3 separate regions of the Homo sapiens genome follow, and regions 1 and 2 are each linked to region 3. A link is a loop called in an ENCODE intact Hi-C map of the cell type or tissue named here. Cell type or tissue: dorsolateral prefrontal cortex. All regions are shown on one strand.

Evidence for each region. Hi-C counts contacts between places; a loop is a spot of excess contacts. Peaks named below come from ENCODE experiments on the same cell type or tissue, not always from the same donor. Only the 100,000 strongest peaks of a DNase experiment are listed, where the experiment ranks them.
Region 1: it touches region 3 in a loop (2.5-fold over the local background); 15 of 110 quality-filtered maps call a loop at or near these places.
Region 2: a loop joins it to region 3, with 9 times the contacts of the local background. A loop is called at or near these places in 93 of 110 quality-filtered maps.

What each region holds. Positions count from the first base shown.
Region 1 is chr3:123,975,721-123,983,720 of GRCh38, reverse strand. It overlaps ROPN1 (rhophilin associated tail protein 1), which reads left to right. Exons shown (of 6, transcript NM_001317774.2): 2 at 3,228-3,355; 3 at 6,740-6,857. The coding sequence starts at 3,240. Among named protein-coding and RNA genes, the nearest start is that of ROPN1, 12 kb to the left of the region's middle. RefSeq lists an enhancer at 2,982-3,481. In dorsolateral prefrontal cortex, CTCF peaks have their summits at 3,545 and 3,750 (motif pointing right); DNase peaks (open chromatin) are centred at 3,310 and 3,700; H3K4me3 peaks cover 890 bases; H3K27ac peaks cover 838 bases.
Region 2 is chr3:123,697,861-123,705,860 of GRCh38, reverse strand. It overlaps MYLK (myosin light chain kinase), which reads left to right. Exons shown (of 34, transcript NM_053025.4): 17 at 4,352-4,423; 18 at 4,856-5,841. It overlaps LOC105369194 (a long non-coding RNA gene), which reads right to left. Exons shown (of 3, transcript XR_924417.4): 2 at 1,852-1,995. Among named protein-coding and RNA genes, the nearest start is that of MYLK-AS2, 12 kb to the right of the region's middle. In dorsolateral prefrontal cortex, a CTCF peak has its summit at 3,600 (motif pointing right); DNase peaks (open chromatin) are centred at 3,591, 4,778 and 4,958; H3K4me3 peaks cover 4,023 bases; H3K27ac peaks cover 4,213 bases.
Region 3 is chr3:123,648,005-123,656,004 of GRCh38, reverse strand. It overlaps MYLK (myosin light chain kinase), which reads left to right. Exons shown (of 34, transcript NM_053025.4): 25 at 6,811-6,843; 26 at 6,941-7,034. It overlaps LOC124909421 (a long non-coding RNA gene), which reads right to left and starts at 6,944. Exons shown (of 2, transcript XR_007096038.1): 1 at 5,880-6,944. RefSeq lists enhancers at 1,793-2,293, 5,422-5,921, 5,922-6,423. In dorsolateral prefrontal cortex, a CTCF peak has its summit at 3,481 (motif pointing left); DNase peaks (open chromatin) are centred at 2,465 and 3,444; H3K27ac peaks cover 3,099 bases.

The DNA.
Region 1 (8,000 bases), 330 kb before region 3:
CTTTTAAGGGAAAAATAGAATGATGAGAAGAGAAAAAAAAACTGCAAGAGGTTAAAGAAGGACCAACCCCTGAGAAAGACAATGGGTATGGAAAACTTACAAGAGATTCCTTGCCCCAAAATGAAAAGAGCTTGCAGACCAATTGTTAGAAACAGCAATGGGATGAAGTAAAGGCTTTACTTAAGTTTGCTCTATACTGACTAAGGGTTAACATTGTTACTGTTGTCATGGAAGCTTCCTTAATTAGGATTGGGGCATCTTTTCGTTTACACGAGATTATCTGAGACTCCAGGAGAGAAATTAAACAATTGCACAACCAAAAGATCCTGTCAAAATACATGGACACAGAAAATGGTGCAGCCGCTGTGGAAAACAGTGTGGCAGTTCCTCAAAAAATTAAAATACAATTACCATATGATCCATCCATTCCACTTCTGGGTATATATACCCAACACAATTTAAAGCAAGGACTTGAACACATATTTGTATACCTATGTTCATAGCAGCATTATTCACAATAGCTAAAATGTGGAAATGATCCGACTGTCCATTGACCTATGAATGGATAAAATTGTGGTACATCTAGCAAAATAGTATTCAGCCTTAAGAACAAGGAAATTCTCAGCTTGGGGCCAGTGGTGCAATGGGTAACACATCTGACTATGGATCCAAAAAAAAGGAAATTCTGACACATGCTACCACATGAATGAACCTGAAGACATTGTGCTAAGCGAAATAAACCACACACAAAGGGACAAATATTATATGCCATATGATTTTATATGATAGTCAAATTCATGAAGATAGAAGAATGGTGGTTGCCAGGAGCTGTGGGGAAGGAGAATAGGGAGTTAGTACTTAATGGGTACAGAGTTTCAGCTAGTGAAGATGAAAAAGTTCTGGAGATGGCTGGTGGTGATTGTGGCACAACAATGTGAATGTACTTAATGACACTGAACTGTACATTTAAAATGGTAAATTGTATGTATTTTTAACACAGTAAAAGAATATATATATGTGCAGACAACATGAGCAAATAAGGCACTGCTCTTTGATAGATAAAATGGGTTGAAAAGTCATCAGAAACAACTTATAAGAGTAACTTTTTAAATGATGAAATATTTCATACTGACAAAATTAAATACATGATGTAAGTAGAAGTATAAAAATAATGAAACAAGCATCTAGACAGCAACCATCCAGCTTAAAACATAGAGCATTACTAATAGTACTGAGACCCTTGTTGTATTTCCCTAATAACATCCCTCTCCATCCTCTCCCTCCTCCACCAGGGGTAACCACCATTCTGAATTTGTATTTATCATTCCTTACTCTTTATTATAATATTATAACATATATATGTCACCAGAAACAATATATTGCTTTTCCACCTAGCATGGTGAGACTCCTCCATGGTGATGTCTGTGGCATACTCATTGAGAATTGTTGTTATTGTCTTAACAATTGAAGCTTTTTATCATTTTATCAAAAACAATTGAAGCTTTCGTCACTCTTTTTTCCTAATAGTGCATTTTGCCTTAAAGTATCTTTTGTCTGGCATGAGTATGTCTACCTTAACTTTTATTGGTTATTCTTTGCTTATTTATACTCTTTTCACCTTGAGTCTTTCTGTGTCTTCATTTTTTCAGGTGTACCTATACCTGTATTTTAACTGGCACATTTAAGCCCATTTATTTTTATTGTGATTACTGATATGTATGCATTATTTTCTACCATGTTATTTGTCTACTTTTCCTGTTTTTACCCCTCCTTTCTTGCCTTCTTTTTGACTGATGAAGGGTTTTGTTTGTTTGCTTGTTTGTGTTTTTAAAAAATTCCTTTTTTCCTCTCTACAGATTTAGTGGTTACATTACTGTTATAACTTTTCTAACACTTTGCAAAGTCTAAAATTAATCATTATTTTATCCTCTTTTTCCTCCAAATAAAAGAACATAAATAAAGTAAAAGGTCATGAAGTCCCACCAACCTAAGACCACTTTAGTTTCTTGTCTTGGGATTTCCCAGCCATGCTGGTGTTGGCATAAATTGAAAACTTAGAACTAGTCTGTGGCTACCAACTCCTGGGGGACTGTTTCTCTCCTGACTAGAAGCAGCAATGGAGACAGGTTTCTTTGTTGCTTACCCCTGCCTGTAGGCGGATATTTTCAGCCACACCTTTTCACGCTGAGGGTGTAGTCCCTGGGCGGGTCTCAAGTTTAGGTCAGAAGGGGAGTCCTTTAGTCCAGACATTTGCCTTTTGTGAGCCTAATCCTTGGTCTCTATCCACCCTGCCTAGCAATTTATCTCAAAGCTGCAAGTTCCTGCCATCTACATGTGCCCAGGTGAGCCCTAGTTTCTTCATTTGCCCAGCACTGCGGGTTCCCCTTTACTCACCTCATTGGCCACTGGAAGATTTCTCTCACTTCACTGCAAGCCCAGCAAGGCAATGTGAAAGGCTTGTACTGAGATTTGTCTGGCCTCTAGGTGTTTTGAAGAGGGACAGCTTTTTAGCATATCTAGTCTGTCCCTTTCTCTACTAAAAGCAGAAAAAAATCTTTTGATCTGTTGTTTATTTGTGGAGGGAATTGTATACACTTTATGGATTTTCATATTTTGTTTCAATTTGTCCTGGAACTTTTTGAGAGAAAATGTACGAATTTTCCACCTGACAATTAGAGTGGAAAAGAACATGCAGCTGTAAAGAGAGACGCTCACCAAATGGCTGTTTAATGACTATTTTTATGTGGAAATGGCCTAATGTCAATTCACAGAGGGTTCAGAGTAAATTTTGCTACAATTCTTACCCAACTAATAAGTGCTGGACGACATGGAAAGATGTTCATGATATACTTTTGAGTAAATAAGCTGTTTTGTATAATCTTATTTTTTTATTTTACAAACATATATATACTGAAAAATTCTGGATTTTGGGGGGTGATATCATTATTTTGGGGCGATATCATTAGGGAATTTTTTGCTGACCTCCACTTTTTAAATGAACAAGGGCTGTGTAATTTTTATGTAAAGGACATAACTATTTCCAACAAAAAGTAGGGGTTAGCAGATGGTTTTCTAACCTTGGCGTTGTGTAATAATAGAATGCATTTGTCTTGCAGAGTCCCCAAAATTGAGTGTCAAACAGAGGCTGGGTGACCTCCTGTCCAGGATTGCTCTCATCGTATGAATCGAAGTTTTCATCTTAACGTATTTTTTTCTCCTGAGAATAGGCCAACCAATCAATGGCTCAGACAGATAAGCCAACATGCATCCCGCCGGAGCTGCCGAAGATGCTGAAGGAGTTTGCCAAAGCCGCCATTAGGGTGCAGCCGCAGGACCTCATCCAGTGGGCAGCCGAGTACGTGCTCCTTTCTCGCCTTCACCCCTTGGAGGACGGCCGGAGACAGAGGGTCCTGTAAAACCGCGGAGGTTGTCATGGCTGCAGCTAGGAAGTCCGGACTAACTGGCATCGTCTTTGTTTTAGCTCTTGCATTGCTTTGATGCTTTAAAATCCACACATAAATGCTACATCTAGCTGGGCAAGGATGGGATGCCTCCCCTAAGGGAGCCAGATTGAGCAGTAGGACGCCAGGTCAATAGGCCGTGTCCTGGGGCAAGCAGCAAGTTAGATGACCGCGTCACACCAGCGTATGCACACCCACCTCCTCCCTGCACGCCTTTTCCCACTCCCGGTGGAAAGAAGGGCTGGGAATCTCCGAAGCTTAATCTGCCTTTCTTCGTTCTCCTGTCTCACCACTAGATGGCAGCAGTGCAGCCGGGGGAGGGAAGCGACAGCCCTGGGTGGATGGGGTGGGACCAGTCCTGCTAGTTCACTCCTTTAAGGAGACACTTCCTCCCCTGCTGTTAAAACTCATACTTGGACCCAACCAAAGACCCTTTATATCTTGTCTTGGAGGAAATTATTGTTATTTTCTTTAGTGTTTCTCTGAACTGATTTTGTTCTGCCAACATAAAGATGTCCGCACAGTACACACTGCATTCTGGGGAAAGGCCAAGCAGAGTGATGGGGTCCTCAGGCATGGCTGAAAACAGTGTGCCTCAAACACGGGTGCCTTCTTTCAGGAGAGACCTCCAGAGGCTGCTCAGTAGATGGAGCTTACACAACAATCGCTGCGGGCCTGGATTGAAGTAGCTTTGCACAGAAAGCCTCTCAGCTATGAAATTGCTCCTTGGACAAACTTGCCTGCTTGAAACTGGGGAACCAGGACTTGAGACAGGAGTTGGAAGATAACTAGACCTCACGGACCATTTTCAGGCTATTTTTACTGTTTGATGATTCCCTGCTTAGGAGGGTTTCAGTGGGAAAGTGAGAGTGAGAGAGGCCGTTGAGAGAAAGCCAGTGAGTTGGGGAAGGGAAGATGTCCTCAGGCTGAGGTTGTGAGTGGGTGTCCTGGGCAGATGGTGGGGAGAGTGTGGACACCTTTGAGAAGACACAAAATGGCATCTAAGAGGGGCCTTTCGGAGTCTCTGGGCCAGTGCTGTGCTCCTGGACTGGATTAGGATGTAGCTTTTACAATTGGAAGGAAAATAAGCCAGTGGTGCTCATAAAAAGAAACATAAATGGGGGTTGCTTTGCCTAGTAATGAGCCCTGTTTAGTTCTCCATTTTAAATTTTATATATTGCCTCTAAGATTGAACTTTAGCTTCAGAAGACTAATTTATTTTGGCATAGTCAGATAGACAGACTTTATCTTATACGTTAGTTTCAAACCCATTTGATTGTTCTTGTGCTGCCGTTTTATAGTAAGCAAACTGACATTGCTTAGTATTGTCCCTGACATTTATGGAAGAGGCATTCCACTATTGTAGACTGCTTGCTCTCGTATTGTATCACGTGCTATAATTTTTTTAGACATCCATGAAAACTTAGTTTGTAGTTTAACCACAATGAAAAAGGAGGGCATGACCTAAGAGCCCCCTCCATTCTATCCAGACATGAAAAGCACTGCTCAGATGGTTGTATGTGACTTACTTAAAACCTGTAGCATTTTAGAGAATAAAACTCTGCAAAGTGTTTCCAAGACAAAATACGTTTTTAATCCATTGCAAGTAAGAATTTCCCTACATATGTGTTGTCAATGAAGAAACCTCTTACCAGGCATCGGCAGGACATATACTTATTTGTCCTCTGGTAGGCATGTGTTACAACACAAATTTGCAATATATGTGTATAACCATGGACCTGATCACTTGCAAATGAAGCTCAATAACCCAAAGAACGAAATCCATGATTACAGCTTTGCTTCCATGTTGTCTAACCAATTCCACAAGAAGTCCAGAGATGTTGGTGATGAGTGTTACTCTACCTGGGCAGCACTTCTGTGGAATGAGGTGCTGTGTGTCTCTGTCCCTCCCATTTATACCACCCAAGTCTGGTTTATAAAGCCTGAGGCCACACCCTGCTCCTATTGTCATATTGCACCCACACCCCGCCCACCCCAACACTGATCTGTGTGCAGAGATTTCTCATGCACATTGTTAAAGGTGCCCTTCCTGCTGATGACCTCCAAGGGGTGACTGGCAATTACTGCTTTAGTCCATGTAGCTTTCGCTCTGCCTTGCTACGTGGCTCAGAGACAGGCAATGGTTAGCCCATCATTGTATGGCTTGACCCTGAAATGGACTTTTACAAAATTCCCTCTATATTATTTTCATACTACCTGGATCTGGAGGAAGTAATGGAGGGAAAAAAGCAGGGCGGGACAGAAATTTGTGGTTCATGGATCGTCAATAACCAGGCTTTTGATGGAGACAGACCCTGCCATGCTGCATTGGTGACCCACATGTCAGCGGCTCATGTCCATTCCCTGCTGCAGGCAGCCTCTTTTCATCTTATGCCAGTCCTGAAACAGAACTCAGTACTTGTTCCACAATGCCCCCAAACGAAGTCCACTCCACAAAACATTGAGGAGCAGGCAGATTTCACTGAAAATTTTGAGGGAAGATGGAGAAACAGTTTCATTTCAGAGGCACCATATAGCTTAAGATTGTCTCAAACCTTCTTCGGCTTCTCTTCTCTCCTGAGCCTTGCAGGCTGCCCTGCCAATGCTCTCTCCCTTCCCTCTTGAAGCCCCAAGCCTCACTACCTCCAGCCAGAAACCCTTCCTGATTCACCCCAGGACACTTCCATCTCTTCCCCTTCCCTCCTTTTTTGTTTCTTCAGAGATGGGGGTCTCACTCTGTCACCCAGTCTGGAGTGTAGTGGCACAATTATAGTTCACTGCAGCCTCAAACTCCTGGGCTTAAGTGGTCCTCCAGCCTGGAGTCACCAGATTACAGGCCCTAGCCACCATTCCTGTGCTGCCTTCCCCTTTCTTACGTACATTACTTTTTAGTTCTCTTCCAACTTCTCTTCCCAATATTATATATACATATGTAATATACATCTGCGTGTATAAAACACTCAGAGATGACTGAAAAAGAAACCTGAACCCAATATGCTCCAGGGAATTGCATACCCAAACTTTTCTTGGTTCTTCCTCATCCTTAGAGAAGAACAAAGCTTTGTATTCTCTAAGCATTCTCTATGCCCTAAGTGGAGAGTAACACATTCAGACTTTTCCCATATGTAAGTGAACTAAACACAATGACACATAGAAGCCACTTAACAAAGGTTCCTTTCTCTACCTCCTTCCCTCAGAAGAAGGTGGAAGGATTGCTAGAACAGCCAGAGGCCACTGGTGTATAGGATCCTCCTACTCTCTGACTTTTTTTCTTGTAGTTATTTTGAGGCCCTGTCCCGTGGAGAGACGCCTCCGGTGAGAGAGCGGTCTGAGCGAGTCGCTTTGTGTAACCGGGCAGAGCTAACACCTGAGCTGTTAAAGATCCTGCATTCTCAGGTAAGGGCCCTGCTGCAGCATTGAGGAGAATGTAGGGACAGTGTTGAGGCTGGGTGGGTACAGACAAAAAGCCCTCTGTTCTCCTGACAGTCAGCTGACCACTTAGCACCACCCTAAAATACACTAAACCGTGGACTGAAAGTAAATCTTTCCTTGGCAAATGGGAATAATTTTGAAATAGGCTGTAGGCTGAGTCATTGGTGGGGTCATCCCAGATTTCCTTGAAGCTGGCAGAATGTACAGGGGCTCAATGCAATGCTAATCTCGTCTCTCCAGAAAAGTGCAAGTCCTCAGTCACTGGACAGTGTCTCCTTACTGATCAAGACTGTAATATGATGAAAATCACAGTTTGGGGAAGGGCATATTTTAGCTCCCCAGCTATCCAAGGTCCAGACATTGCTTTTAGCTTTTAGGGAGAGGCTGTGAGCCTCTTCATAGCCACATCATCCTGGGAGCTGCCTGGTGAATGAATGCATGAGGAAGGTGCAGCTTGAGAAAGTTTGTGGTTTGGCAAATTCCCAGGACATATGGTTGAGCACCACCAAACCCTGCTTTATGGTCCAGGACAGAGCGGTTTGGGGTGATTTAGGACTGGCTTGGCTAACCACCTTGGTCCCAGAGGCTTAGCATTTCACTAGAATCAGACAGTCAGGAAAGGTGTTGGAGCACTTCATCGGGCATCTGTGCTCTTGTTGCATTGGTGGCCAACAACCAGTCACCTTCCCTCCTTTTATCCACCAAGTACCTTGTGCAGTGAACATGACAGAGCTCTAAAATACCTGGGATCAAGCAACATTAGGCATCCAGACCAAATCCCCACAGGTCAGCCACATACCCCATATCATTCCTGGGAAAGCATGAGGGATGCACTTGAGGTCTAGAGCTAAGAACTCAGTGCAATCGGGAAGAAACAGACCTATGTCTTGTTCTAATTTTACCATTCATTAGTGGTCTCAGGTAAGCCCTCTACCCCTTGGTTTTGTTTTCAGGCTCTTCTATCTGTCATATAAGGAATAAAACAATTTAGGAATACAATAGCAGATAAAAGCATCACCAGAAATTAAAATGTAATATAAATGTATATCTTTTGCATAATTCTGACACCTAAAGTTTGAGAATTAATAAATTATATTTCAGCATGCT
Region 2 (8,000 bases), 50 kb before region 3:
TTACTCAAGCCAGACATCCTAGAGGAGATGAGCTTGTTTGGGGATTTTGATGGAAAAGGAAGGCTGAATCTTGGCAAATGTGATAAGGCTTAGCTGTTGAGTAGGCCGAGCAAGAAAGGGTGGGGTGGGGGCAGAGCCAAGCAAAGGGCTGTGGGAAGTTTGCCAGGCCAGAGAGGAGGCGTGCACCAGGAGGTCGGCAGGCAGACTGTCTGGGGCCAGCTGGGGACAGTCATAAAATTTAGACTGTCCCAGCAGGAAGGGGCTTCAGAAGTTATCCAGCCTCATCGTCATTTAATAACGGGGGACACTGAGGTCTCAGGGTCGTGGACTTGCTTGTGGCCATCCAAAGGCAAGTAACAGAGCCCAAGTTCAAGCCCTCATCTTTTGACTTAAATCAGATGCTCTTCCATTCCTTATGGCTCTGCTTGGGGAGTTTCTCCCAAGTGCACAGGGAACTGGAAGGACCTGGGAAACCACACTGGAGCCTCCAGCCTGCAGCCTTTGCCTCTTTTTCTTCCCCAAAGTCCAGCCTCTTCATTCCTTTCGGAGGCCACTGCCCTGGCCTTGGCTTTTTCCCCACCTGAGAAGAAGCAAGTCAGTGGAGAGTTTCCTGAGGGTACGTGGCAGGCCTGCCAGAGACCTCACTCCTCCAGCAACCTAGACGTAGAGCAGGGTGCCTTTCGAGGGGAATGACTGGATGGCTGGGAGGAAGCCGGGGGTCCGGTGTGCAGGGGGTAGAGGGGTGGGCAGATCCTGCCTGTCCCTGCTAGGATTGTGAGGCAGGTATGGGTGGGTAGTTTCTGCCTCTCTTCCCTTCCTAGCTCTTGTCTACTGTACCAAAAGGGGAAATGACAAAAAGTCAGCTCAAAATTCCAGCTGGAATACTTGAAACACTTGACACTTGCCAGGAAATTAGTTCTTTTTTATTTATTTTTTATTTTTTGACAGAATCTCACTCTGTCGCCCAGGCTGGAGTGCAGTGGCACGATCTTGGCTCACTGCAAGCTCCACCTCCCGGGTTCACGCCATTCTCCTGCCTCAGCCTCCTGAGTAGCTGGGACTACAGGTGCCTACCACCACGCCCGGCTAATTTTTTTTTTTTTTTTTTTTTTTGTATTTTTAGTAGAGACGGGGTTTCACTGTGTTAGCCAGGATGGTCTCAATCTCCTGACCTCATGATTCGCCCACCTCAGCCTCCCAAAGTGCTGGGATTACAGGTGTGAGCCACCATGCCCGGCCGAAATTAGTTCTTTAAAGTAATTTTTCCATATAGAACCCATCCAAGAGGTAGATGATTCAGGGTGGGACAGGATCCAAGGCTTTGTAACCAGAGTGGAACTCTTATTCAGAGCTTAGTAAGCCAAGGCAAAAGGACTCTTTGTGAAAGGTTCAGTTTATAGGATGATAGCCCCATATGCTCTGTGGCAGCTCCTGGGATGGGGCCTCATCTTCAGCCCCGGCCCTGATTTTGTAACTGGTTATGTGCAGATGTCAAAGATGGCCCCAAGACCCTGTTCCAGCAGCTTAGGTGATCTGACATGTGGGTCCCAGGCAGGAGGCCACTATGAACTTTATAGGCTGCAAATGAACCCATGGTTTGCTTTAAAGGCCCAGCAGAGATTTAAGGGTATGGCTGTAGGAATAGTTACTGCTATTGCCCTGCCACCAGGTGATCCACTTAATGCGTCAGCCTTTGTATCCCAAGTCCTCCACCTTTCTCTGACCCCTTAGACTGCTGGGGGCCACAGGGTAAGGCCTGGGGCTGGATTGGACAGGAGCCCTTGAGAGGCTTGTCTGAGTCTGTGCTCCCCACCTTGAGCACAGGTCATGGAAAGTGACAGAAGCCCTTACCTGCTTCCCCCATGGGGAGAATCGGCTTACTCCAGCTTGCGGCACAGGGCTGTCCACCACCAAAGCCTCAGAGGAGTCCAGCTGGGGTAAAGCCGCCATCTGGGCAGTGTCTGCTCCTGATGTTTGCATCTGGGCTGTGTTCTACTGGTGACAGGAGGAAACTCTGCTGAGGAGATGCTGAAAGGGCTGCCAGGCAAACACAGCCCTTGGGCATCTCATCTTCCTGCTCCATGTCAACCCAGGCACCACAAGGCTGTGCTTAAAGGTAGGAAAAGAGTGGCCTGACACTGGCCAGCAGCCTGGCAGAAGCAGGGTGACCTCACACAGTTATTCTACAAGCTCACCCAAAGTCCATAAGCCTTTTTAAGTGTTGAGAACTCGGGGCACACTGAGGACCTCTTCGTTCTCCCAGGGCCTGGCACCCATGAGGTTTCTAATTGCTGTTTGTTGAGCAAAGGAACAACCTGAACTCAAAATTCTCCAGACTTGAGACTCCCTGCACCTTGAATCTGTGCCCTCTGACAGTCTGAGCATTGAGGAGGGTGGCTGGGAGGGGACAGGCTATGGGATACATGGCCAGGGAGGAGAGAGGAGTGAAAGAGCTAAGGCAGTCAGGAAGGCACCTGCACCAGCACAGCCTGGGACAGCACGAGGGCACTGGAGAGAAGGACAAAGGAGAGGAGCCCAGCAGGCGGGAGGAGGGCTGGAGGACAGCAACGATTGGCTTCTCCTTGCTTCAAATGGGTGCCAGCACCCAAGGGTGAGCAGCGCCCCAGAGCCCCTGAGAATCCTGGGCCAGGCCATGGGCTACCAGTGTCTGTCCACTGGGAGGGAGGCCAGGCAGAGTGAGGTGGAGACCCACACACGCCAGCAGAATACACAAGAACGCATGCTCAGATGCCTGTCCAGGTGGATGTAACTCATATGTGCACATATTCCCAAACACAGACCTCCAGGTGCAGGTGCCTGCCAGCTAGACCAGTATATGTGTACATCATGTGTATGGTTGATAACTACATATGTGCATGAACACACACATGTCCCAGACCAGATTTGTACTGATAAGCACAGTAGGGTAGAGTGCAAAGGTCATAGGGTCACAGGTCCCAACCCCTCCCTCCACTAGCAAGCTCTGTGTGTTTAGGCAAATTACTTAACCTTGACCTTCAGTATTATATTTTTTAATAGAGGTAAGGTCTTGCTATGTTGCCCAAGCTGGTGTCAAACGTGCGAGCTCAAGCAATCCTCCCACTTCAGCCTCCCAAAGTGCTGGGATTACAGGCATGAACCACTGCGCCTGGACTACTTTACCTTTATAAGCCTCATATTTCTTACCTTATAAAAACAGTGGTGACTCTAATCTCACAGAGCTGTTCTAAGATTAAATGAGATGGCTCATGTAAAGAATCTGTCACAGAGCTTGGCACATCTGCTATTGGGTCTGAGTGCTAGTGAGACGGCCACATCCAGGGGCATGAGTGGGAGCACTGTTGTCAGAGACCCTGAGGGTCCCACCCCAGAGCCCCCTTTCCTTATCTTTAAATTGGGCATGGCAGTACTCTATACCTCTCTGGCATGCTGTGGATATCAAGAAAGAACTGCGTGTGGGTGTCATGAAAGCTGGAGGGTGCTGTATGAAATGCAGTTGTTACAACCATCACTAGTCACCTCTGGCTCGCAGACCTGCCCCCACCCCTTCCCCTAGCCTGAGCAGAACCTTCTTGTCTGGTCAGAGCTCAGAAATGCCAGCAGGTGGCAGCCTTATGGGGTTGGAGGGACAATCTGCTGCAAATCCACTGCACTGTAGCCAGACAGGGTACAGCCCCTCCCCTGAGCAGAGGGCCTGAGCCTCTGTGCACCAGCAGGAGACTGACCAGGTTTATGGACATGAAGAATCCAGAGCCCTCCCCACCTGAAGGAAGAAGAGAAAGGGCCACTCATGTAGGAAAACACTTGTTGGGTTTTTAACACAAAAAGTTCTGATCTGAGAGCATTATCAATGAGTGGGGGTTAAGGGTGCTTCCATTCCCGAGCAAGAGAGGGAAAGGAACTACTTCTGTGTTAAGGGATCATGGAGTCAGAGTCAAGGTCACTGGGCAGGCCCACCACCAGGGCCTATCTGTCTAGACCAACCTGCTACATCACAGTTCCCAGCAGGGTTAGCCTTTCTCCTTCCCCTTTTATTGGTTGAGTGAGTGAGTGATTGATTGAATGATTATATTATATACTTACAGAAAAGTGTTCCTATTTCTGGATGCCTGCCTTAGCTGTTGTCCAGACATTCTTTTTTTCTTCTTCTTTTTAAATAAGAGCTGAGAAAATAAAGGGTGACCACACAGTGAGAGGGTCCTGCCCTAAATCTAAGGCTGGGGTGAATGTCTCAGTCAAGCCGGCGACTTCCATCTTCCCCGCTGGCCAGCAGCCTGTGATCAAGTCCACACTGAACAGGCCCTTTGCCCAGAGGGCCTCTTGATCTTTATTGATCTTTGGAATTCTTCAGGAACCGGGTTGGCGAATGCAGTTGCCAGGTGTCACTGATGCTACAGAACAGCTCTGCCAGAGCCCTTCCACGGTGAGTGCCCCCAGGAGCTGCCCCTCCAGGCCATGCCCCCATCCCCACCTTCCTCCTGGCCCCGGCAGCTCCAGCCCAGCAGCCCTAGATTGTTTGTGTCCTGCAGCTGAGGCTGCCAAAGCCAGAAGGGAGAGCCTGGAAGGGGAATGAGGGAGGGAGAGCAGGGGAAGGAGGGGGTGATTTTTTTTTTTTTTTTTTTTGCACACACCCTTATAAGGCTACTGAAGTCATTACCGATGTAATAAACCAACTAAGCAAGCGAGCGCCTCTCACCAATGTTCCCATCTATAAACACAGCCTGGCCGGCCTCCCCCATCCCCTCCCGCTCCCCTCTACCCTCCCACCCTCAGGGATTTGCTCTCCCCTGAAGTTTCTTTCTTACCCAGCCCCTTTTCCTCCTGCTACTTTCCTTTTTCCCTACACTGGTTGCAGGGGGAGGGAGCCTGCCAGCTGCGAGGACCTCTGTGGTGGAGGAGTTGGTGCTGATGGTGGTGGTAGTGACCGCTATGGGTCCCTGAGGCCTGGCTGGCCAGCAAGAGGGCAGGGTTGGCTAGAGGAGGAAGACGGCGAGGACGTGCGAGGGGTGCTGAAGAGGCGCGTGGAGACGAGGCAGCACACTGAGGAGGCGATCCGCCAGCAGGAGGTGGAGCAGCTGGACTTCCGAGACCTCCTGGGGAAGAAGGTGAGTACAAAGACCCTATCGGAAGACGACCTGAAGGAGATCCCAGCCGAGCAGATGGATTTCCGTGCCAACCTGCAGCGGCAAGTGAAGCCAAAGACTGTGTCTGAGGAAGAGAGGAAGGTGCACAGCCCCCAGCAGGTCGATTTTCGCTCTGTCCTGGCCAAGAAGGGGACTTCCAAGACCCCCGTGCCTGAGAAGGTGCCACCGCCAAAACCTGCCACCCCGGATTTTCGCTCAGTGCTGGGTGGCAAGAAGAAATTACCAGCAGAGAATGGCAGCAGCAGTGCCGAGACCCTGAATGCCAAGGCAGTGGAGAGTTCCAAGCCCCTGAGCAATGCACAGCCTTCAGGGCCCTTGAAACCCGTGGGCAACGCCAAGCCTGCTGAGACCCTGAAGCCAATGGGCAACGCCAAGCCTGCCGAGACCCTGAAGCCCATGGGCAATGCCAAGCCTGATGAGAACCTGAAATCCGCTAGCAAAGAAGAACTCAAGAAAGACGTTAAGAATGATGTGAACTGCAAGAGAGGCCATGCAGGGACCACAGATAATGAAAAGAGATCAGAGAGCCAGGGGACAGCCCCAGCCTTCAAGCAGAAGCTGCAAGATGTTCATGTGGCAGAGGGCAAGAAGCTGCTGCTCCAGTGCCAGGTGTCTTCTGACCCCCCAGCCACCATCATCTGGACGCTGAACGGAAAGACCCTCAAGACCACCAAGTTCATCATCCTCTCCCAGGAAGGTAAATGAGCATGGGGGTTGGGGAAGAAGGGGCCTCTGTACCAGGGCCACTCCTAGCTCATGGAGCGTTGGTCTCGCTGACCCCTGTTAGCAGCCCATAGGTAGGCTGCTAACCTGGTTTAGCAGGTAGGAGGGCCTGCTGGGTAGGAGGGCCGCGTCCCTGTTTCCTGCTAACTCAAGGATAGGTCCCGGCTCAGGGGCCTTGGGTACATGCACCAAGGCTGGGGCTAAGGGCTGGGATCCTGGTCCTTGTGGCACATGCCCACATCTCGGCACCCATCTGGCAGAGCCCTCTCATGGCACCGCCACCTGTGGCTCCCCAGAGGAGACCTGAGCCTGAGTTAATTCCAAGCTCCGGCATGGAGAGGGCTCTGTCTACAGGCTTGGAGGTGGGGGACACAGAGGCTGGAGCCAGGGAGAAGCTCTGAGTAAAGAGCTGTTTAGAGAAGCATCTTAGGTTTGGGGAACGGTGTGCAGTGACCAGATGGCACGGAGCTCTGAGTTGGGGTCAACAATAACTTCAGTCTTGATAGCACTGTGGGTTTGAAGGGATCTGTCGGGAAACCCAAAATCCCAAAACAGCCCCTACAGCACACACTCACGGGCAGACAGAGCTACTCGCTTCCTAATTTGGATGAGACTTTTGTTTGCTGGTATTTCACATTCTTGGATGGTGGGGAGAGGAGGGGGGCCCCAAATCCTTCCATCTGTGTGGACTTTTGGGGTCTGGAGTTTTCAGAGGAGCCAGTTTATACTTGGAGAAGAGATGGGGGTGACACAGGAGTATTTTCTCTGGACCCTCAATTTGGTTTGAAGTGCTTTTGTAAATCCCAAGTCTGGGTGGGAGCTCTGAGGCCGGCCGACCTCCACACCCCATTCTGGCAGCCAGCGGAGGGATAGGTTGCCAGCACAGAACAGAGTCCTGCCTGAGCTGATGCTGGTGGCTCCAGACAGGGTAGGGTACAAAGAAGCTCCCAGGAAGTGACATTTCACCCTTGAGGGGCAGAGGGCAGCCACAGAAGAAGCCGGAGTGGACAGGTCCTGTCAAATCTGAGTCAGCTGAGGTGTCAGAGTGCTCTTCCTGTGGGCTGCTCCCCTCCCTGGCCCCTGGCAGCACCCTCCCCACTCCCTCCCTCACCTTTTATCGTGCCTGCCTTCCCCTCACAAGCAGAATGGAGCATTTGAAGATCACAGAATCCCTCTCAGCCCCCGGTAAGGGTCTGTCTTCCCTCTACATCTGGGACAGCACACCTGGAGCAGCTGAGTATATTGAATCTCAGCGCTGAAAGAGTGAAGGGGACACTGGCTGGCAGAGAGAAACATGTTATTTTCTGCTAATGTGTTGACGCAGTAACTTTTCCATGTGGATGTCCTCAGATTGGCAGGGTCCTCCAGAAGTCGTCTCCTCCATCCCCCACCTCTGCTGGCTCAGCCCCCCTCCCCTGAGGCATGGGGGATTATTGGGCTGGGGTGAGACTTCAGAGGAGCAGACGCCACAACCTGTCCTGCCGCCCCTGTGGGGCTCTCCCACTTGGAAAGTCCTTGGTAAAACTGATTGGAAACCCTGACTGGGAACATTTCCCAGGTCACCCTACGGTGATCTCTCCAGGCAGGATGCAGGGTGGCATCCACCATCCTCAGGACAAGGTTGGGGCTGTCCCCTGGCTCTCTGATCTCTTTTCATTATCTGTGGTCCCTGCATGGCCTCTCTTGCAGTTCGCATCATTCTTAATATCTTTCTTGAGTTCTTCTTTGCTAGTGGATTTCAGGTTCTCATCAGGCTTGGCGCTGCCCATGGGCTTCAGGGTCTCAGCAGGTTTGGCGTTGGGAGGTCTGTGGCTGCTCCAGCCTCAGGGAAACTGAGGTTAAGTCAGTTGGGGGCAGCTGTTCTTGGGCTTGCATGGGGTTTAAACCCAGAGCCATCAACAGCCACTTACAAACAATTCACTCAACTAAGCGATGTAAGGCAGACCCCAGGCCTGGTCTCAGAAACTCTTCTGAGCCATTAGCCACTGTCTTCTCGTGCCCTGAGTGCCTGCAGTATGTTTTCCCTGCTGGTCCCTTAGTGGTAAAGAGCCTAGAGATCCTAGCCACTCCAGCCTCCCTTCCCATGGAAACCGTCCCAGAGGGAACAGTTCAGATCCAGAGCAGCAGCAGAAG
Region 3 (8,000 bases):
TAGTGAGTTGAGGAAGAGAACTGGAAGATTCTAAGATGACTTACAGTTCCTGGCTGGGGTAACTGAACACAAATTCAAGAGCCAGCTAGAGGTTTATTGTTATAATTCACCATGGCTAACATGTATTGAGCACTTACTCTAAGCTTACGATGTGTTAATCACTTTATATGCATCATTTCATCCAATCCCAATAGCCCAATGAAGCAGATACTGTTATTACCCTCATTTTACAGATAGGAGAAATGAGATTTAGAGGGGAGAAGCTACTTGCCCAAAGTCACAGAGCTTGTAATTGGTGAACTGATGCTTGAACTCAGAGCTGTCTGGCCTGAAGCTTGTGCTCCTTTGGTTAGACTGAGGGAAGAGGTCAGGCTGTCTTCCAGGTTCCTGACTTGAGTAACTTGGAGGTTACATAACAGTCTGGGAGGAGAGGGGAGCTGCGGTTTCAGCCCTGCTGAGTTGAGGCATCTAAGGGCTAGCCGAGGGAAGGTATCCTAAGACTGTTGGGTCTAGAGCCCAGGAGAAAGGTTTAAGCTAGTGTGGCAGGCTTGGAAGTCTTCACTATTTAATTAATAATTGCAACCATGGGCATTGATAAGGTTACAGAGAGTGTGGTAGAGAAAGTCAATACCAACACCATAAAGAAGGAACTTGCAGTACCAGGAGAAAGGACTGAGAGGGGAGAGAACCAAGAGGAGGCTGGAGTCTCAAAGAAACAGGGGAGGGAGAAGGTGCAAAGAGGGCTTCATAAACTGCATCCAATGCTAAATAAAAATGAAGGAGATGAGGACTCAGAGGGTCTTTGGATTTAGTCCTTTGGTTGGTAGTGATCTTTGTGATCCAAGTCTGTAGAGTTTCCACTGAGTGAAAAGATGGTTGCCCTGGTTAAGGAATAAATGGAAGAAAGAGAGGCCAGAAGCATGGAATATTATTTCAAGAAGTTTTATGTGAAGAACAGGAAAAGGACATTGTAAATTTAGGATAAGAGGCCGGGCGTGGTGGCTCACACCTGTAATCCCAGCAATTTGGGAGGCTGAAGCGGGTGGATCGCCTGAGCTCAGGAGTTCAAGAGTAGCCTGGGCAACATGGCAAAACCCCATCTCTACTAAAAGTACAAAAAATTAGCTGGGCATGGTGGCATGCGCCTGTGGTCCCAGCTACTCAGGAGGTTGAGGCAGGAGGATCGCTTGAACCCAGGAGGCAGAGGTTGTAGTGAGCCAAGATTGCACCACTGAACTCCAGCCTGGGTGACACAGTGAGACTCCGTCTCAAAAAAAAAAAAAAAAAAAAAGAATTAAAGAATATAGGATAAGAAAAAGTTGGGGGTTAGGAGAAGGTGGAGGGACATCAAGGGAAGAGAGCTCTTGGAGACAGGAGAATGTAGAGTTGTGAGGCAGATGGTAGAAGACTCAAGTATCAAAGGAGACTGAGCTCCACATGCAGAATGTCACTTGAAAACCAAAACTGATCAGTAGGTGAGAATGTATTTGACTTCTTCTAATTACAAGGAATTAGAAATCAAGTGAGGCAAATAGTGAACCTGAGCAAAGCTCAGAAAGCGAGAAAGCGAGCAGGCCTGGCATCACCAGGGAGCTAGAGCCATCGTGAGTATGGAAACTGTCATCTGATTCAATGACCCTGTTTAGTTTTGAAAAAAAAATTGAAAATTAGGTACAAAATAGGTATTAAAATTTTACTTTCAATTAAACAAGGGCTCCAGAAAGAAAGAAAGTTAGGGTACCAATGGGAAACATACCAACTTTACAATTTTATGCTAGCAGCTGTGTGTCAGGCGGCCTTTACCCGTTGAGCCATGTCAATATGCATAGAGCAGGTCTCCTTGAGAGCTATGGTGCAAGTCACGGAGACGTGATGCCTGCTCCTGGGACAGCTTTCGCAGGGATCCCAACCACTAGCCACTCCCAAATGTCTGTCAGGGGACACTGAGTAACAAAACTGCCATCACTGTCTTCTTACACACACACACACACACACACACACACACACACACACACACAACATCCCTCTGAAATGAGCAGAGTGGGGGCTGCATAGAGTGTGGGTCCCAGGGGGGCAATCAAGTTCCAGTCTGTGGTGTTAGGATGTTACTTGGAAAAGTGACAGGAAAAGGAGTAAGATTGCAGTGTGAAGATGTTCATTGGCTGGAAAGGAAATCATCCAGGTCTGTGCTATGGTGTAAAGAGGGAGAGACTGGAGAATCCCCGACTAACCCCAGGCAGCAGGACCAGAGGCCACGGGAGCTACAAGGTGTGGCCCCCAGGGGTCTAGGACAGCTGCTCCCAGGGCTGTGTGGAGACTCTGCCAGGAGGAAGAGCTGTGACTGCCTGTCTGGGGCAAGTGGCCTCTCCCTTGTTCCCTGCCATCAGCCCGCTGAACCCTCTCTGGGCCTTCAGACTCCCCTCCCCTGCTGCCACCCCTCCCAGCTGGGAATAGACAAAGGGCAATGTTGAAATCACTTGAAATCCAGAGGAGGAGTCCAGTCCACCCAGGGCTTCCAGACAGGAAGCTACTCCCCAGCTGAGGCTGGCTGGATTACCAAGGGGGAGGAGGAAGAGGGCAGAACAGTTGGCAAGTGTTAGGCCTCAGGGCAGAGGACTCTGGTTGAGGGGATTCCAGGCAAAAGTCCTCCACGGTCTGCTCAGATGCTTGTTAGTTATAAAGCTTCATAGGCCATCCCTCTGCTGAAGAGGGAAATGGCTCTCAGGGAAGTGGCGTGTGTGTTCACGCACGTGTGTGTGTGTGTGTTGGCAGAGAGGTGGGATCAAGTGACAGGTCATTGTAGGTCATTTCTGTGGAGCAGATGGGGTGGGATCATATTAAAAAGGCAGTGCTGATTAACCCACACTCCATGAAGCCCGGCTAATGTTGGCTCTGACCTTCACCACTACCACCACAGCCACTGCCACTCCTGCCTCTCGCTCTTCTACTTCATTCTCATGCCTCATTTGCATCCCTGTTGGTACCCTAGCCCTCATCCCACATCCACTCACCATGTGTTCTGTGCCCCTCCTGTGTTCTAGGCACTGCCATGGGCACTGGGGATACACTGGGGGACAAAGCATGGGTTCCCCGTGGAGCTCCAGTGGCTTCTCTATGCCAGAGCCACTCCTAAGACTAGGGTCCCTGAACTGACAATGTACTCCCAAACCCAAGTGCACAGAGCCAGAACCTTACCACAGCCCCGCTCCCTCCCAGCCCAGCCAGGTCTTGAACTGTACTCCTCCTCAAATCCTGCTGTCACTCAAATCCACTCCATCCCTGCTCCTTACCCTAATTTGTTCTAGTCTGTATAATTGTTAGCAAAACAGCTACTGTGACTGAGGCTTCTTGCAGAACTGGAGCCTCCTTGCAACCCCCAGGACAGTTCGAGATATAAAGCCTGTACCGCTCCCATCCCAGGCTGCAGCTACGCCCTGGCCTCAGAGGCCGTCTCCGGGGCGGGGGTGCCCTCTAGTGTTCTCTGGGTGTGCAACAGTCCTTGGCTGCAGGAAGGGACAATTCTCTGTCCAGGGGACTGACTGGACTTGTGCCATGTGAGGGTCCTGAGCACTCAGCTGATCCTCTCCCAAACACTCCAGGGTAACGAGACTCTCATCTGTTTGCAGAAATATCTCAGAACCATCTTCCAAATAGCCTTCCACTTAGCTCATGGATCTCATAGCTCATTCTGAACAGATTTTTTTTTTTTTTAAGTTCAGTGGAAGACCCTTCCCTAGTGGAAAGATGGAAACCAGTTCACCTTTCTCAACAACCCTTTATGCACCAAGAGCTCTGCTAATTGAACTGTGGTCTTTCCTCTACTTCTCTCTCACTCCTCCCCTTGTGGTCAAATAGAAGAGAGGCAGGACAAGAAGGGAAAAGCAGAAGGGGATGTAGCAGCCTGGAATCTTTCTCTTTTTTAAAGAGATCGGGTCTCACTCTGTTGCACAGGCTGGATTTGAACTCCTAGACGCAAGCATTCCTCCCGCCTCAGCCTCCCGAATAGCTGGGACTACAGGCACTTGCCACTGCTCCCTGCTTAGTCCGGACTCTTGATCCGAGTTTCCTGCAGCATAAAGGAACACAGTGCACTAGAAAGAGGGGCTGGAATTCCTTGAGAATGATCTAGGTCCTTCCCCCAGAGCATTAGCATGAGAATCAGATCTGCCACAGACCTCTGGGGTGAGAGGCGAAGGTGAGGCATGGATGTGGGCTCATGAGTGAGGCCAGAGGCTGGCCCTGTGGCTGTCTACCTGGACTCACAGTGACAGGCAGGGGCCAGCTCTAGGACTGGATGCCCCCTTCAAGGCACGCAGGGAAAGCCTCCTGCTGCCGGGCCATTGGCAAGACTGCTTCTCCTGACACCAGGCCAGGAAAGCTGCCCTCTCCTTTCCCTCTCACTCTGCTGCTTGGAATACACTGGTCTCCATGCCACGCCGGGAAAATGTGGCACAGGAACAAGAAATAAAGGATGACTCAACTGGTGAACCACTATATCAGGCAGCAGCACCACAGGTCAAGACAGGGGCCTCCCTGACAGTAAATAGGATGATTCTGTGTCGAAGACCTAGTCCAGTGACTGGTCCACCTGGTGTCCCATCACTCATTGACTCCAATATTGTTGCTTCTCTTAAAACCCTGTTTATAATATCATCACTGAACTAACCTAAATGTCTATTGAACATACTTATTATTCTAGTGGTACTTCTCATGTGTGAGTTCCATATCCCTCCAGCCTTCCTCCTACGTGAGGTAGAACACTAAATGGTTCCCCCAAGATGCAGTAGTCATGAGTTGATGAAAAGTCTGAAACTCTCATCTCATCCTTGGCGATTGTGTGATTCTCTTTAAAGTCATGTCCATTTTAGACTTCTTTCCCAACCTCAGAGGCCTCACCTTTTCTGATTAAGACATAGCCCTTCCCTTCAGTGGTCTTGCTTGCCACCTCCAGCTCCATTGTGGCTTTTGGACTGCCGACAGCCAGAGCTCCAGGGCAGGCACCCAGGGCGCTCTCAACAGCTACCCAGTACTCACCCCTGTTTGGGGCCCATGCACACTTTGCCCTGTGACAGCATCTGACAGCCCAAGCAGTAGATTGAGGAGCTGCTGTTTCTGTCTTGGGTATTAACTATGGACTTTAGGGTTCACCACCCTAAAAGGTAGAATGATCAGATTCTCCTGAACACTAACTCCATTCCTGGCTTCTAGTTGCATTGCTCTCAGGTCATCCTTTCCACCTGTGAATTGGACAATGCCACTCTTAACTCTCCAACATGTGGATTTAGGAATATTGACCAGTTAGGCCCACATCCCGACAGTAACCGTGAAACCCACCTCTGATACTTCAGCTAGACTATCTGGGTGTCCCTGTCTATCTCATCCTTTTTTATTTTTCCATGGCAGCTTCCTTTCTGTGATAAAATATACTTTCCAATCCCATTCATGTTTAGTTTTAGTCTTTTTTTAAAAAAACTAAGCTTTGTCAGCAGCATTTTAAGAACTCTAAACACACTCACACTCACACTCACACCGGTACACCCGCACTCACACTCATATGCCCACTCTCTCTCACACACACACACATACACACACACTCACACTTTAAAAATCCTTTTCCTCCCTCTATGCTTTCTCTCCTGTCTTTGTTTTGCTTCCTTGGGAAACCTCCCATTCATTGTCCAGCTGTCAGCCAGGACGCAGCCCAGACGATGGCTGAGGAACACACAGCACATGACGAAGCGTGGCATCCAGAGCTAGCCAGGGCCAGAGACATCAGGTGCAACCCTTCCTCTTACAGATGGGGAAACCAAGGCCCAGGAAGGGAAAGGCAATCAGCCAAGGTCAGGAAGCCAGAGTGGCTCGATTGTCAACAAACAAACCTGTATCGAGGCAAAGGAAGGCCTGGAGCTCTGAAGTGGGCGTGCTGTGCTGGATGCCCCCCTGTTCCGGGGAACCCCTCCTGTTCCCCGGACCCTGTTCACTCCTGACACGGCCATGGGAGCAGCTGGCATGACTGTGTCCCTCCCTGCCCTGCCTCACAAATACCTATTGGTTTCATTTGTGTGACATCACTCACGCCTTCATTGTATTCCATCATTTCCTGTAAGACGCAACTCAAAGGCTATTTCTTCTAAGAATAATTGCTCTCACTTACAATTGCACCATTTTGTGTCACCCTCCTCTGTTGTGTATTCACTTTGAACCATGGTGATATGTGCGTGATTATGGTACACTTTGTAAATTGTTACTTCAAGTATATATGTTTTTGCCTCTTGAACTAAATTATAAGCTATAAGAAAGGAGAGACCATGCCTTCTGTGTAATATGTTTTGAATGCCCACAATAACTGGCATTCAAGATGCTTGGTCCAGTGCTGGGATGCCGTCAACAATGTTCAATGAATGGCTACATGGATTTGACACTAGAAGCAGTTATAAGTTGCTGACTTTTGAGCCAGGGCAGAAAGAGACTGTCACAGTTGTGTGTAGGTTCTGAAAGTCAGAAAGGGTTGGATGAGATGTGGAGAAGGGTATATCTGGGGACCATGAGGCTAGAGAGGATGGGACAGAGGGGAGACCTGGTGGAGAAGTGGAGCTGAGTGGAGGGAGGAGGCTGGCACCTGCCAGTCTGCACTGGGCCCTATTTGCTATATGGACTGACCAGCCCCAGGGGATGCCCAGAGCTCTGGACCTGGTAGTCGTCTGCCTGGGGAGGCTGAGGCCTGGCAGGGCCCCCAGCACATCTTGCTCTCAGTGGGCCTTCAGTACTAATCACCTGTGTCCTCTCTGTCCTTCCTTGTGCCCCCCCCAGAGCCGAAGGATGAAGTGGAGGTGTCAGATGATGGTGAGTGCAGCCCCTGTCTTCGGGTCAGGCTCTTGGGGTGGAGGGGGCTGAGTGGGGGCATCTGAGACTCACACCAACCCTGACCTGTGCCCCACAGATGAGAAGGAGCCCGAGGTTGATTACCGGACAGTGACAATCAATACTGAACAAAAAGTATCTGACTTCTACGACATTGAGGAGAGATTAGGATCGTAAGTGGAGTGGGAAGTTGCCTCTGGGCTCCCAGGGTGAGGGTGGTGCGGGTCTCACAGTTAGATTCAGTGCCTCAGCTTCCTGTTGCTCCCTGGGGCCTGCCTCCTCCCCAGACTGAGAGTCCTGCAGGATCCAAAGGACTGACCCACGAAAGCATCACTCACTCACCCAGGACTCTCTGCAGAGTTGCCCATGCGGTCCTACACTGCCCCAACTCTGCAAAGGCTGTGGGCAAGTCCTTCCTTTTCTGTGCCTCTGTTCAGAGCCCAGGACCAAAATGAGACACAGGGAGGGGAATAACACTCACTGGGGCCTGTCAGGGGAGAGCAGGGGGTGCGGGGAGCAGAACATTAGGGAGAAGAGCTAATGCATGCTGAGCTTAATACCTAGATGGTGGGGTGTTAGGTGCAGCAAACCACCATGGCACACGTTTACCTACGTAACGTACACATCCTGCACATGTACCCTGGAACTTAAAAACAATAAAATAAAATAATTTTTAAAATAAAATAAAATGAGAGGACTGGATCAGATTATCTTTGGCACCCCTTCCATTTGATCCACAGAAGTCAGTGTAGCCTGATCAGTGCTCACTGTAAAGCAATGCCTGCGTTAGTGCTCCATTAAACGCGCAGCAGTCATCAAGCTCCCTCATGAACTTGGCTCGCACTGCTTACTCTGGCTTCTCCCTAGGGCATGGAGGATAGAGTGGGCTCAGACCCCAACCCTGAGCCAAGCTGTTCATCTGCCCTTACGCTGTCCCTGGAGGAATAGAAGAGGTGGGAGAGAAAGGAGTGGGACTCCACTTGTATTTCCAGTGGTTTCTGGGAAATGAAGGAGTGATGCAAACTGGGTAACAGTGTCAGAAAGAAGTCAGTGCCATCACAGAGGAGCCCCACTCTCCCCTCTCTCAGCAGTAGGAAGCAGGACCCTGCCTGGGCCATCACCAGGGGGTCAGTGGTAGG